Regions from separate parts of the Homo sapiens genome. Here all the other regions are linked to region 2. Evidence: chromatin loops called from intact Hi-C (ENCODE). Cell type or tissue: PC-3. All regions are shown on one strand.

Region 1 (4,000 bases), 960 kb after region 2:
AGACCATGACACTGCCTTAGTTCAAATCCAAAATATGTCTCTTTTTAGTCAGACAAGTCCCTCGACAAAACTGGGCCTTGGTTTCTTCGTCTGTAAAATGGAGTGATTTCAAAGTTATTTTTAGGGTTTTAAAAAGTTCAATGTGATATACCTAGCACAGTGCCTGGCAAGTAAGTCTTCAGCAGATGTTAGCTGTTGTCTTTGGGTATCTCTCGCATGGACAGATCTGGGTCTGATTGTTATGGTGCTTCTTGTGGCAGAAAGTGAGTGGCGTCTTCTCATATATGTGGGCATTCAAGATGTGAATTATCAGGTAAGATGCAGGTACCCAGGTAAGAAATAGGAACTTGGAAAGCAGGCTGTAGAAACTGGGCCAACACTACTGACTAGAGACCCAAGAGTTATTCCTCCTCCCTTCTCCCTGGCTACCATCCGCTGTAGAGGCTAGAAAGCGAAACACGGTCAGCCTCCCTTGCAGCTATGGGACTAGTCCTGTTCAGGAAACAGAAATGAAAGCCGGCAAGGGAGAATTTTGGAAACATTATATATAATTTGATAAAAAGAGACAGCCTTAACCTGGACCTTCCCATTTTCCCTTTTCTTCTTTCCCCTCTGGCAATGCAGGAAGTAACCATCTTGTGGCCATGAGGGAGAGCCCAAGAGAATCCCAGGAGCTCTCAAAAGAATACTATTGGCTTACTGAGCCAATGCCAACAATCTACTGCATACTCACAAGGACTTCTGATATGTGGGTGATTTAAGCCTCTGTCATTAGGTTTTCCATGATTTGCAGTCATTTGCATTTTTAGCTAACACAAACACAAGAGGGAAAAGTCCTTCCTTTCCTTAGGCCCAGTTCCCCCGAATCTCAACTTCAAGCAGCCTAGATGTCATCAGGAATACCTCCAGCTTGTTGGAAAACGTTGGCTTCTGCTTCATCAATAGCCAGGAAATAGGCAGAAAGACACCCTAAAGACACTTCAAGCCAAAGAGGAATGTAACTTAGCTAGTGGGACAAATCATCTATTTCTTCTCAATGTCCTCTCAGTTTATTTCCCTTGTGCCATCCCAGAGCCTTTAGGGAGATGCTATTTGACATCCTGTCCTGGTCTCAGATTTGCTACAGGGAATTAGAAGGAGGGCTGCAAGTCTGCCTAGGTTAGATCATTGAATGGAGAATGAGGACTGGCCAAGGGAAATTGGTATCTTGGGGGAAAGAAAATCAGAGCTTTAAGATTTCCTCCCTTCTTTCACACTGTGGAGTCAAGACTGATTTTGTTCAGGGCCCAGGAAGTTCCTAACAGCTACAGCAGAGTTTTCCAAACAGTTTCCTTCTTCAAGTTCTCAGCTTAAAAAGGAAGTTCACAGATAATTGACACCTCAACCCTATTTACATTGCTTGTTCAATCGAGTTCATTCTCCCCAAAAACTAAAGCACATGTCTACATCAGATGAGTTTCTTAATGCTTATCCTACAGATAAAATACATTCTGCCATTACAGTCCTTAATCATTTATTCATGCATGTGTGGGCTGATTGATTGATGAACTGATTGATTCTTTAACATTTGTTGAGCACCTACTGTAGGCCAAATTCTGCATGGAATGGAATTTTAAGTATGACAAGTGGCACATGCCAGCCTTTGTATGGAAACAACATCCTGGGTTTCATCCACTTCCTATGATAAACCTTCTTCAAAACTCATCTAGGGAAACTTCCTCCCAATCTATACATTCCATAATTTACCACCTGGTTGATATTTTTATTGGTTTTGCTCCAAGAGAGCCTAGTTGCAGTTGTTCAAACAGTTTTGCTTAGTCAGCCTGCAAATGAATTTTTAAAAATATCTTGGCAAGTGTACAACTTGCATTGGAGAATTCTGCATGACTTTATTGTGCTTTTACAGAGGGTAGGAGTATATAGAATGGAATATATCACAAAACCTTTGTAGTAGTTTTGGAAGATGGGGGACAAATTGCTTTGCTCAGGACATATAACCACACTACCACCTGGTGGTAATGTTGTACCTGAAACCCTTGAATAAAGGTGGCCCTGAGCCCAAATTTTTGGTGAAATTTATGAATTGGAGAGAGATTTTTCATGTATGAAATTAAAAGGGCCAAGCATCCATGTAAAACCATATCTCAGAAATCTGATGAAAATTCAGATCAATACTTCCCAATTATCATCTTTAACTGCCATATTTATGGTGAATCATAACTGTTCTCAGAAGCAAAGTGCTTTTCATGTGCCTGACTTGAGATAACATTACTATTGCTTCCATTTCACAGCTGAGAAAACGGAGGCTCAAAGAGGCCATGGAACTGCCCAGGGTGTAGAGTTAGCAAAATAGGGAAGCCAGGACTCAAACCCACATTTTCTGATGCTGAAAAACACACTATGCATTTAGGAAGGGTATCATTATACTTTTGGGTGCTGTTTAAATTGAAAATCAATGCATGAATCAATGACATAACAGAGCACATTGGCATCAAGGCAAGTAAATAGAATAAAGAAAACAATAGGTAGTGTGTCTGTATCTGTGTTGACTGATTATACATAGGACAAATAGCCTTGTCTTAGGTTAGGCCAGATGCCCTAGAAGCAGAGCCTGGGACAAGGATTAGGTGCCAGTGATTTATTGAGTGCCCTTAAGAGAAACCTATATTGGTATGGAAGAAACAAGATAGAAAAGTGGAAGAAGTCAGGCAATGATGTGGTTTCAGGTAAAATCTAGCCTCATCCTGATCTGACCAGGAGCCCTGGGGTGTTAATGGCACTGCACACCTTGAGATGAGGAGACTTGACTTTTGTACCCCAGCATATGCCAGTCACTGACTATGGGCTGCCATGGAAGGGAATGTAAAACTCTCAGTTTCCTGCAGGCAAAGTGGCTCCAGTCACTCCAAAGCAATTCTCTGAAGAAGGGTTGGAGGTATGAGCAGTTAGCAGCACCCTACACAACAGCTGGGTGATGCAGACTCAGTTGCCAAAGAGGATCCCAGGGGATCAGGTAAGGCACCAACAGCATCCCTACAGATCCCCAAATCTGCAAAAGGGAGACACAACGAGATGACTGTCAGTGTAGCCTAATTTCTCCAGGAAACAGCCTATCCACACCACCAGGAAGAAAGGCCTCTGCCCTGTTTCTAAGCACTGTTCAATTCACACAATCTTTCCTAATAGGGTCAGAGAGAATATGATATTTCAGTTGGGAATGGAATTGAAAAAAATTATTCAGGTGGGTTCATAAGTAAGGGTGGGACAGGAATACAAATTGGAAATAATCACACGTCCAATTCTAGAAAAACGACTAGGTAAATTATAACACAGCCACATGGCAGAATATCATGCCTTCATTAACACTGAAGGTCATACTAAGAATTGGTGATTGTCACCTTTCATCTGGCTTATTTCCATCTGAACTCCTGGCTTCTATCTATGTCTCCTACAGCCTATGTATTAGTCAGGGTTCTCCAGAAGGACATAACTAATAGGATCTATGTATATATGAGACAGAGTTTATTAGGGAGAATTAACCCACACCATCACAAGGCGAAGTCCCATGATAGACTCTCTGTAAACTGGGGAAGAAATAAGCCAGTAGTAGCTCAGTCTGAGTCCAAAAGCCTCAAAAATAGAAAAGCCAACAGTGCAGACTTCAGTCTGTGGCCCAAGGCCCAAGAGCCCCCTGGCAAATCACTGATATAAATCCAAGAGTCCAAAGGCTGAAGAACCTGGAGTCTGATGTCCAAGGGCAGGAAGAGCGGAAGGAAGCATCCAGCTTGGGAGAAAGATGAAAGCCAGAACACTTAGCAAGCAAGGTCATCCCACCTTCTTTTGCCTGCTTTGTTCCAGCTGTACTCACAGCCGATTGGATGGTGCTCACCCACACTGAGGATGGGTATTCCTCGCCAACTCCACTGACTCGAATGTCAATTTCCTCTGGCAGCACCCTTACAGACACACCCAGAAACAATACTTTTACCAGCTATCTAGG
Region 2 (4,000 bases):
CCGGAACATCCCCTCAGATTTCTGTAAATCCGGGACATATGCGCCGCAGGTACGTACACCTTCAGCTGAATTAGGAAAGGGAATTACAGTGGATCCTGGAGCCCACTTCGGTTTGAATCCTGGCTCCATAATTTCCCCCAGAGGATCTTGGGTAAGTGATTTAATGGTCTATGCCTCAGTTTCCTCTCTTGTAAAACAGAGATAAAGATCATATATCGTTTATGGGGTTAACTGTGAAGGCTAACGGGGGTCACTTTTATGGGGTGCTTCACCGAGTGCCTGGCTTGTGCACGTGTCCCTTGTATGCCAAGTATTTATATTATTCTTGTTTCGTGTACTTTGAACTCCGACATCTGCAACATATACTTCTTGATTATACGCATCTTGATTATAAAACAACCAAATGCATCTACATCCGGAACTGTCTTGCGCATGAACTTCTAAACCCAAATTGGAAGAGACAGCTACAGATGGAGCACGCACAGCTACACGCAAACATACACATATCCTTCTAACACCTGCAGCTCCTGGCCCCAGAATGCAGACACCCAAGAGCTACCCTTAGATAGGAGTCTATACTGGGCTACCTACAGAAGAACCCAGGTCGCCGCTGGCGGCCTCGCAGCTGCACCCCGACAGCCACTTTCTTGGCTGGTTGCCGTGAGGTCACATTGGAAACCAGCGAGGCAGAAAGCGCGCTGTCGTGAAGCGTTGCAAGCCTCTCGTAGCGGCCTGAAGGCGGCTGTCTGTCTGCTGGCTTAGGGGAAAGGTCAGAATCTGGGTTTTCCTTCTTGGATGGAAATTTTTTTAAGGGCCTACACGTCAGGAACTGTCCCCACAAAGAAAGAGTGGGTCCCAGAACAGCGCAGATCTAGAGAGAGGCCCTAATCGCGCGAGCGCGCACACACACACGCCCTCTTGCACACACCCGGCTCCTTCAGGTTGCCGGGACCTCGGGAGGAGGGAGCCGCAAGGTCGTGACCCCTGCCTCTGCCCGAGCGCGCCCTTCGGCCCCTGCAATTAGCGCCGGGAGGTCAGCAGGAACCCGGACGCCTTCACCCGCGGCTCAAAGCACAGCAAAAGGCGACCCCATCCCCTCCCCTCCGCGGGTCTCAGACTCCAGGGCGCAGCCAGGACTGGAGCCGACCTTCCCGACAGGCAGGGGTTGGAGGCCTCTGACCGGCACCCGCATTTGTCACCTTAAATCTACAAGTCACGAAGGTGCTGGGCCCTGCAGGCTGCGGTAGCTGACCCTCGTAGGGACTGCTGCTCCCGCGAGTCATGGCCTTTGTCCTTGTAGACGCGGCCAGGTTAAAAAACAAAAACTTCCAAAGTTGTGGAGTAAAAAAGAGAGCATCCTGGTACTGGCAAGTTGTCCCCAGGGCAGAATTTGAGGTGTGTATGTTGGGGAAGGAGGTATCCTTTCTCTATCGACCCATCGCGAATTCAGGTTATCCCCCGCCAGGCGGGGTCCAGAACAAGGGTCTAGAGATTTCTACAAGCAGCAAGGAACTTGTCCAGAGAATTACGAGCCAGGGTTCCCGCACTGAATTTTCTAACATTCTTTGGAAACCCAGAGGAGGGCAGGGCTGTTTTTCTCATCTGAGGCACAAACGGGAGTGAAAGTGATATCCAGGAAAGAGGGGAAGGCAGCTTCTTCCGAGGCTGAGAATGGGGCTGGGGACGGAGGAGGAGGGGAGTGGGGCTGGGAGTGGTGGGGATGAGAAGGGGCGAAGGCGAAGCGCCCAAGTTCCGGAACCCGGGAGGCGCTGGGGTGCCGAGCCAGCTGCGGCGACCTGGACGCATTCGTAGACGAGACAGATAGGTGGCACTCGAAGCCCAGAAAAAAGGCGAAGGCGCCTGCCCTGAGTGGCCTCTGGGGCGGCCGCAGCCACCATAAAGCCTGCGGCGAGATTGCGACCGGCGCCAGGTGAGTAATAGGCAGCAAAATCCAGAGAGACTGCGAGCCGTTCATCCCCTCCACCCCCCGCCCATCAGCGCTACAGGAGTTACTCATTAACATCACAATATACAAATGAGATACACAGGAGATTAAAAAAAAAAAAAAAAAAAAAAGAGGAACGCCAGTAAGAGAGGCTGGACACAAGTCTGAGCAGGGTCCCCAAATCGGGGGCGGGGGGAGAGAAGGGAGGAGGTAAGCAAATTTGGACTGAGAAAGAAGAGAAAAGCAAAGCATTTCTTCCCTTTTGGAGGCTGAGTTCTTTTTTCCCCAATTCGGGAGAGCGCAACCAGCCAACTACCACCTTCTCAGAGGCGCGGACACCGCGCGTTGTCGCTGGATCCAGAGCTGCCCCCTTCAGGCTGTAGCCGCTGCGCAGAAGGAGCGCGCCCTGGAAATCTCCCAGTCCTCGGGGGAGCCCCAGCCTCAAAGGTCCCCAGGGCCCGTCTCAGCTCAGGCCCTGCCACCCCCGCAGCGCACCCCGCCCCTCCCCCCCCCCGCGACTCCGCACCAACATACTCTGGTTGTCTGTCTTCCCTCCCACCCCCGGAGACATCGCAGAGGAGGCTGTAGGGGTCCCCACGTGCCTGGCCAGAGATGGAAGGGGCTTTGCCCCGCTCTCCAAAAGGTCTCGACCTCGATCCCTTCCAAGTACAGGATGAGGGAAGGGAGGGGGCGTCCTCCTCTCCGGTCATTCAAGAGGCCTGAAGGTGACAGGGACTTGGGGCCGGGCTGGCGGGCTCCAGGGGGTGGCGGGTGGGGGGTGGGGAGGGAGGCAGCCGCCAGGCAGGCTCCAGCTGGGTCTTCACGTCATGGCCCCCAGGGCAAGAAAAGGGCTAAGGACTAACCCTCGAACCTTCCCGTGCCGCCCCCGCCCCCCAACAGACACACACCTCGGAGGCGAGGCTGGGGGTCGGGAGACCAAAAGACTGACAGTGCCTCATCATTTTTTATTGAATGTTTCAAAGATAAATTGAACTTCAAAAGGCAACTCCCCGAACAGCCTGGAGACGGGTTTGAAGGGGAGACTAGGGGAGGATGTCAGCCTCCTGGGTGACTTTTGCCGTGGAGGGGGTGAAATGTGCACCCTGGAATTACCTTTCCCCTTTCGGGGATAATTTCCCTCCTCCCTCGCGTGACACAGCTAAGTTTTCGCGGAGCTGGCCGCGCTTTGCACGCACAACTCGGGATGGATGGGGCCTCGTAGGGGCGCCTTGGGCCAGCCGGGTTCAATTTGAGGCACCAGGGACTGCAGGCTGTGTGGGGGGTTGCCGAGTGGAAAGGCGTTGCGTCTTGTCCACTTCTACAACCTGGAGGGTTGCTGCCTAGCCAAGCCCGCTCGGACTGCTGGGGCATTCTGCTGGCCTTTTCCCCGAGCCAAACACACTGGTGCAAGAAGGTATTTTCGACTTGGATTCGCCAGATTGATGTCAAAACTGAGGGCGAGCTTAAAACGAAAAACATTCGTACTTGCCGAGCTTACTTTTGGTCGGATTCGGGTGGGAAAACCTGACTTAGGGAGCACATCAGTCTTTTTCCATTAAAACTTAAAAGTATCTGAAATTACCCTTCTTTCTGTATTCTCATCAGGCCCCTTTCCGTCTCCCTGCTTTGCTCCCTAATTTAAAGGAAAAGTAATTTCAGATTGAAGTGGCTCCCTTCGCTCAAGTAAGGGACTTTTGTTTTTAGCTTTGTAACTTGAGTGACATCTCATTTTGGTTCGCTGGGGGCGGTCTTAATTATTTAAAGGCGAAGGGAAGGGGGTAAACTCAGAACAAGAAGATACTAAACCCTCCCCTGACTGTCCATCTTCAGGAAAGGTTCCCAAAGAAAAAACATTTAACACAAGGCCCAAAGACATTTCAATAAAAATTTATTGAAATTTCAGTGATGTTTTAAAGAGAGGGGGAAAAATACAGAAAACCAAAGAACTCATCAACAACTATAACACAAAATATACCTTCATGAATTTGTCTTTAAACCATCTCTCAGCACCTGACTTTTGAACTGTGAATATATCTCTATAGGCAGGCACCAATT
Region 3 (4,000 bases), 670 kb after region 2:
GCAGAGGCAGTGGTTGCGGAGCTGGGCCTTAACCCCATTGTTTATGGTTTCTAATGAGAGACACCTGGGAGAAGCATTAAAATGCAGTTTCCCTTGTCCTCTCTAGACCGACTGACTCAAGATCTCCAGGGCTAGGGCCCCAACTTTGTCTTTCAGCAAACTTCCAGGTGAGTCTAGAGTTTTAGAATTCTTCCATAGTTCCTGTTGGACTATACTCGTGTAGTTATTTTCTCTTCCCACTGTCCAGTTTCCTTCTTTTCTTTCTCCCACATCCCTTCATTTTTTCCCCTTCTCCTATACTTTGGGCCTCTCTCCAAAACTAGCTAGTTGTTCATAACTAGTTTGTTGCAGAGAAACTAGAAGAAACCCAGGGTACCATGTCTTATACCTCTCCGTTTTTAAGCTGGTTAATAAAAAGTAATTAAAAGTCATCCACAAATATGTTTGTTGTTAGAATTTCAAACAGTGTAGAATTTTAGAGATTTTTAGAGAGTAAAAGCTGTTTTTCTTCTGATCCTTCCCAAAACCAGGCCACCCCCAATTACTGTTAATAGTTTAGTGTGTAACGTTCCAGACACCTACATTTTTTATTCGAATAAATATATGCAGATACACACTCAGAGGATAATTCAAAACAGAAATGGAACTACACTATTCCTATTATACTGTGACGTGGCTCACTTATAGATATTTTATACATTCCTTTGTGTGATTTTGTTTGTTTTTTATTTATTTATCTTTTTTTAATTTTACTTTAAGTTCTGGGATACATGTGCAGAACATGCAAGTTTGTTACATAGGTATACACGTGCCATGGTGGTTTGCTGCACCTATCAACCCGTCATCTAGGTTTTTAAGTCCCGCATGCATTAGGTATTTGTCCTAATGCTCTCCCTCCCCTTGCCCCCCAACCCCTGACAGGCCCCCGTGTGTGATGTTCCCTTCCCTGTGTCCAGGTGTTCTCATTGTTTAACTCCCACTTATGAGTGAGAACATGCAGTGTTTGCTTTCTTGTTCCTGTATTAGTTTGCTGAGAACGATGGCTTCCCTGCAAAGGACATGAACCCATTCTTTGTTATGGCTGCATAATATTCCACGGTGTATATGTGCCACATTTTCTTTATCCAGTCTATCATTAATAGGCATTTGGGTTGATTCCAAGTCTTTGCTATTGTGAACAGTGGCTCAATAAACATATGTGTGCATGTGTCTTTATAGTAGAATGATTTATAATTTGGGTATATAATACAAATAAATATAGCATATTCTTGCTAATGGTTATAGAGTATACCACTTTTGAAAGTATATGAATGAGTTGAATTAGTCACGAATAGATGGTCATTTTTGTAGCTTCCTATTTTTCACTATTGTAAACAGCATGACTCTAAATATGTGCTTGTACATATGCTTTTGTTTGTTTGTTTTAAGACAGGGTCTCACTCACTCTATCGTCCAGGTTGGAGTGCAGTGGTACAACCTTGGCTCACTGTAACCTCTGCCTCCTCGGTTCAAGTGATTCTCCTGCCTCAGCCTCCAGAATAGCTGACATTACAGGTGTATGCCACCACACCTGGATAATTTTTGTATTTTTAGTAAAGATGGGGTTTCACCATGTCGGCCAGGCTGGTCTCAAACCCCTGACCCCATGTGATACCCCCACTTCGGCCTCCCGAAGTGCTGGTATTACAGGCATGTGCCACCATACCCGGCCCATATGCTTCTTTGAATATGTGTAGTCTGAAAGGTGAATTGCTTTGGAGAGAAAATACTGGGATTCAACCTTCTGTCCACTTGGCAATTTTCTTCCATTCTTTTCCAGTCAGAGATTTCTATGCCTAGGAGGGTAATTGACACAGAATGACAGCTACTATTTTCACTGCTGCTTTTCCTTTTTACCTGCTTCTGGGGAGTAAGGGAGAGTTGAAAACTAAAATGGATGTACTCTCTTGCCAAAGTGGGAAGATTGTCATGAAGGCCAGCTCAAGCTTCAAGACAAAAGCTACTAATAGTGCTCTTGACATCATTCTTAGAGAGAAAGAAGATGCGCTTACTGATTGAAAAACTTGGCAGTTTTTAGCAACAAGGAAAGTTGGTGAATTTTCCCAGGTTAAGTGTGAAACATGACAGAGCTTGGGTGAGCTGCTCTGACTCCTTATTCATTGTTGCTATTTTCTTTTTTTTTTTTCTTTTTTCAAATTATACTTTAAGTTCTGGGATACACGTGCAGAACATGCAGGTTTGTTACATAGGTATACATGTGCCTTGGTGGTTTGCTGAACTCACATCTGAACCGGTCATCTACTCATTGTTGCTATTTTCTATGAAGCCCCAACCCCCTGTGATTTCAGTATAAACACCATACAGCCACCCACACCCCACCGGCTCCCTATGACTCAGTCACATGCTCATCCCCGAGTCATTAGAGAATGGAAATCATGAGCAAGATCTGGCTCACACCCAGGGAGTGACAAAGCATGTCCAGAAAATCAGGGATTCCCCTTCTGCCAAGGAGGCGCGAGTGGAGACAGCCAATTCTCCATGGTCAGGAGGGGGATGTTTCAAAGCTCCAGGCCTCTGAGGTTGGCAGAACTGCATGTTGTTTTGGGAAACTGTGCATTGCAGCAATTGTGAGAGAACAGAACTGTCTTCGAGGCAAGAGAAATAACAGAGCTGAAATAGACCATGCAATAATGGTGAACTGTAATCTCAGGTTTCATTGGTGCCATGATCTTAATTATAAATAGTATTTGAAACCCATTTTTCTCCCTCTTTAATGATAACAACTAAGTTTGTTAAGTAGTTACTCTGTTTTAGGCACTGTCCTAAGGGAATTAGAATACTATAAGTATTTTGGACAACAATTTGATCCTCAGGACAACCCTTTTGATAGGATTATTGTGATCTTCACTGAAAATTGAAGAAACTGAGTCTCAGAGGCTAGACAAGGACTTTGTTACACAGTTAAGAGAGTGTGAATCCCAGGCTTTGTGAAAGATTAAAATAAGCACAAAATAAATGCATGTTACAAATCATTACTGAAAAGGAGCAAATGCATTTAACCTCAAAGTTAGCTCGCAGTTTCTGAACGTCAAGAATCTGGAAGCAGCTTAACTGCATGGTTCTGCTTCAGAGTCTCTCATGACATGGCAGTCAAGTAGTCAGATGGGCTGTCGTCTCATTTGAAGGCTTGACTGGGGGAAATTCATTTCAATGCTTATTCATGTGGCTGTTGGCAGGAAGTCTCAGATTCTCACTATGTAGGTCTCTCTTCAGGGCTGCTCCCAAAATAGCTCCCCCCACCTGCCCCCCACCCCGCCCCCCACCATGATCAGTTGAAAGACAGAGAGGAGAGAAGAGAGCAGGGAGGAGGGAGAAGGGAGGAAGAAAAAAGGAGAGCAGGAAAGGGGGGGATGGGGGAGAGATAATATACCTGCAATTTCTTTTGTTATCTAATCTCAGAGGTGAAACACCATCACTTCCGCTGTATGCCATTGGTGAGACCAACCCTGGTATAATGTGGGAGGGAACTACACAAGGATAGGACTATTAGAAACTGGTTACCATAAGAATACATCTCTCCGCTAGAAAATCTTTGTGGTCTTCACGTGAAACAACACACCAAGGACCTAGTATCCTTTATTTTTTTCTCTCCATCCATCACTCCGACCAATGTCAAATATATACAATTGGAGGGAACATTTCTTGCCAAAGAATGAGGAGCTTCTATGTTGATTCTGCATGGGAATATCACCCGATAAACTTTGTTCCTGTCAACTCAGTCTCCTTAACAAATAGGCAGGTAGCATTGTCTTCCCTTTTACCACCTTGAATCAAGGATGCTGGTTATTCTAACTCCAATTCCATCTCGAAGGTTAATTCTCTACCTTGCTCTGCCCTCTTTGTGATGCACACAGACTATGAAACTCATGTTCCCTTACCCCGGCTTTCAGTTGGGTTTGACCAATGATAAACACCAGCAGAAGACTGAGGGTGGCAAGAG

The links. Peaks named below come from ENCODE experiments on the same cell type or tissue, not always from the same donor. Only the 100,000 strongest peaks of a DNase experiment are listed, where the experiment ranks them.
Region 1: it touches region 2 in a loop (24-fold over the local background); 48 of 110 quality-filtered maps call a loop at or near these places.
Region 3: it touches region 2 in a loop (8-fold over the local background); 3 of 110 quality-filtered maps call a loop at or near these places.

The regions. Positions count from the first base shown.
Region 1 is chr12:115,630,555-115,634,554 of GRCh38, forward strand. All of the region lies in intron 1 of LOC105370003 (a long non-coding RNA gene), which reads right to left. All of the region lies in intron 2 of LOC105370002 (a long non-coding RNA gene), which reads right to left. Among named protein-coding and RNA genes, the nearest start is that of LINC02463, 250 kb to the right of the region's middle. In PC-3, a CTCF peak has its summit at 2,014 (motif pointing left); a DNase peak (open chromatin) is centred at 1,897.
Region 2 is chr12:114,666,439-114,670,438 of GRCh38, forward strand. It overlaps TBX3 (T-box transcription factor 3), which reads right to left. Exons shown (of 7, transcript NM_005996.4): 7 at 3,817-4,000. Among named protein-coding and RNA genes, the nearest start is that of TBX3-AS1, 14 kb to the right of the region's middle. In PC-3, a CTCF peak has its summit at 1,830; DNase peaks (open chromatin) are centred at 1,913, 3,133 and 3,683; H3K4me3 peaks cover 3,899 bases; H3K27ac peaks cover 3,429 bases.
Region 3 is chr12:115,339,180-115,343,179 of GRCh38, forward strand. The region is part of intron 2 of LOC124903082 (a long non-coding RNA gene); the gene reads right to left. Among named protein-coding and RNA genes, the nearest start is that of LINC02463, 550 kb to the right of the region's middle. RefSeq lists an enhancer at 1,690-2,889. In PC-3, no CTCF peak of the experiment used is centred here; a DNase peak (open chromatin) is centred at 2,432; H3K27ac peaks cover 2,310 bases.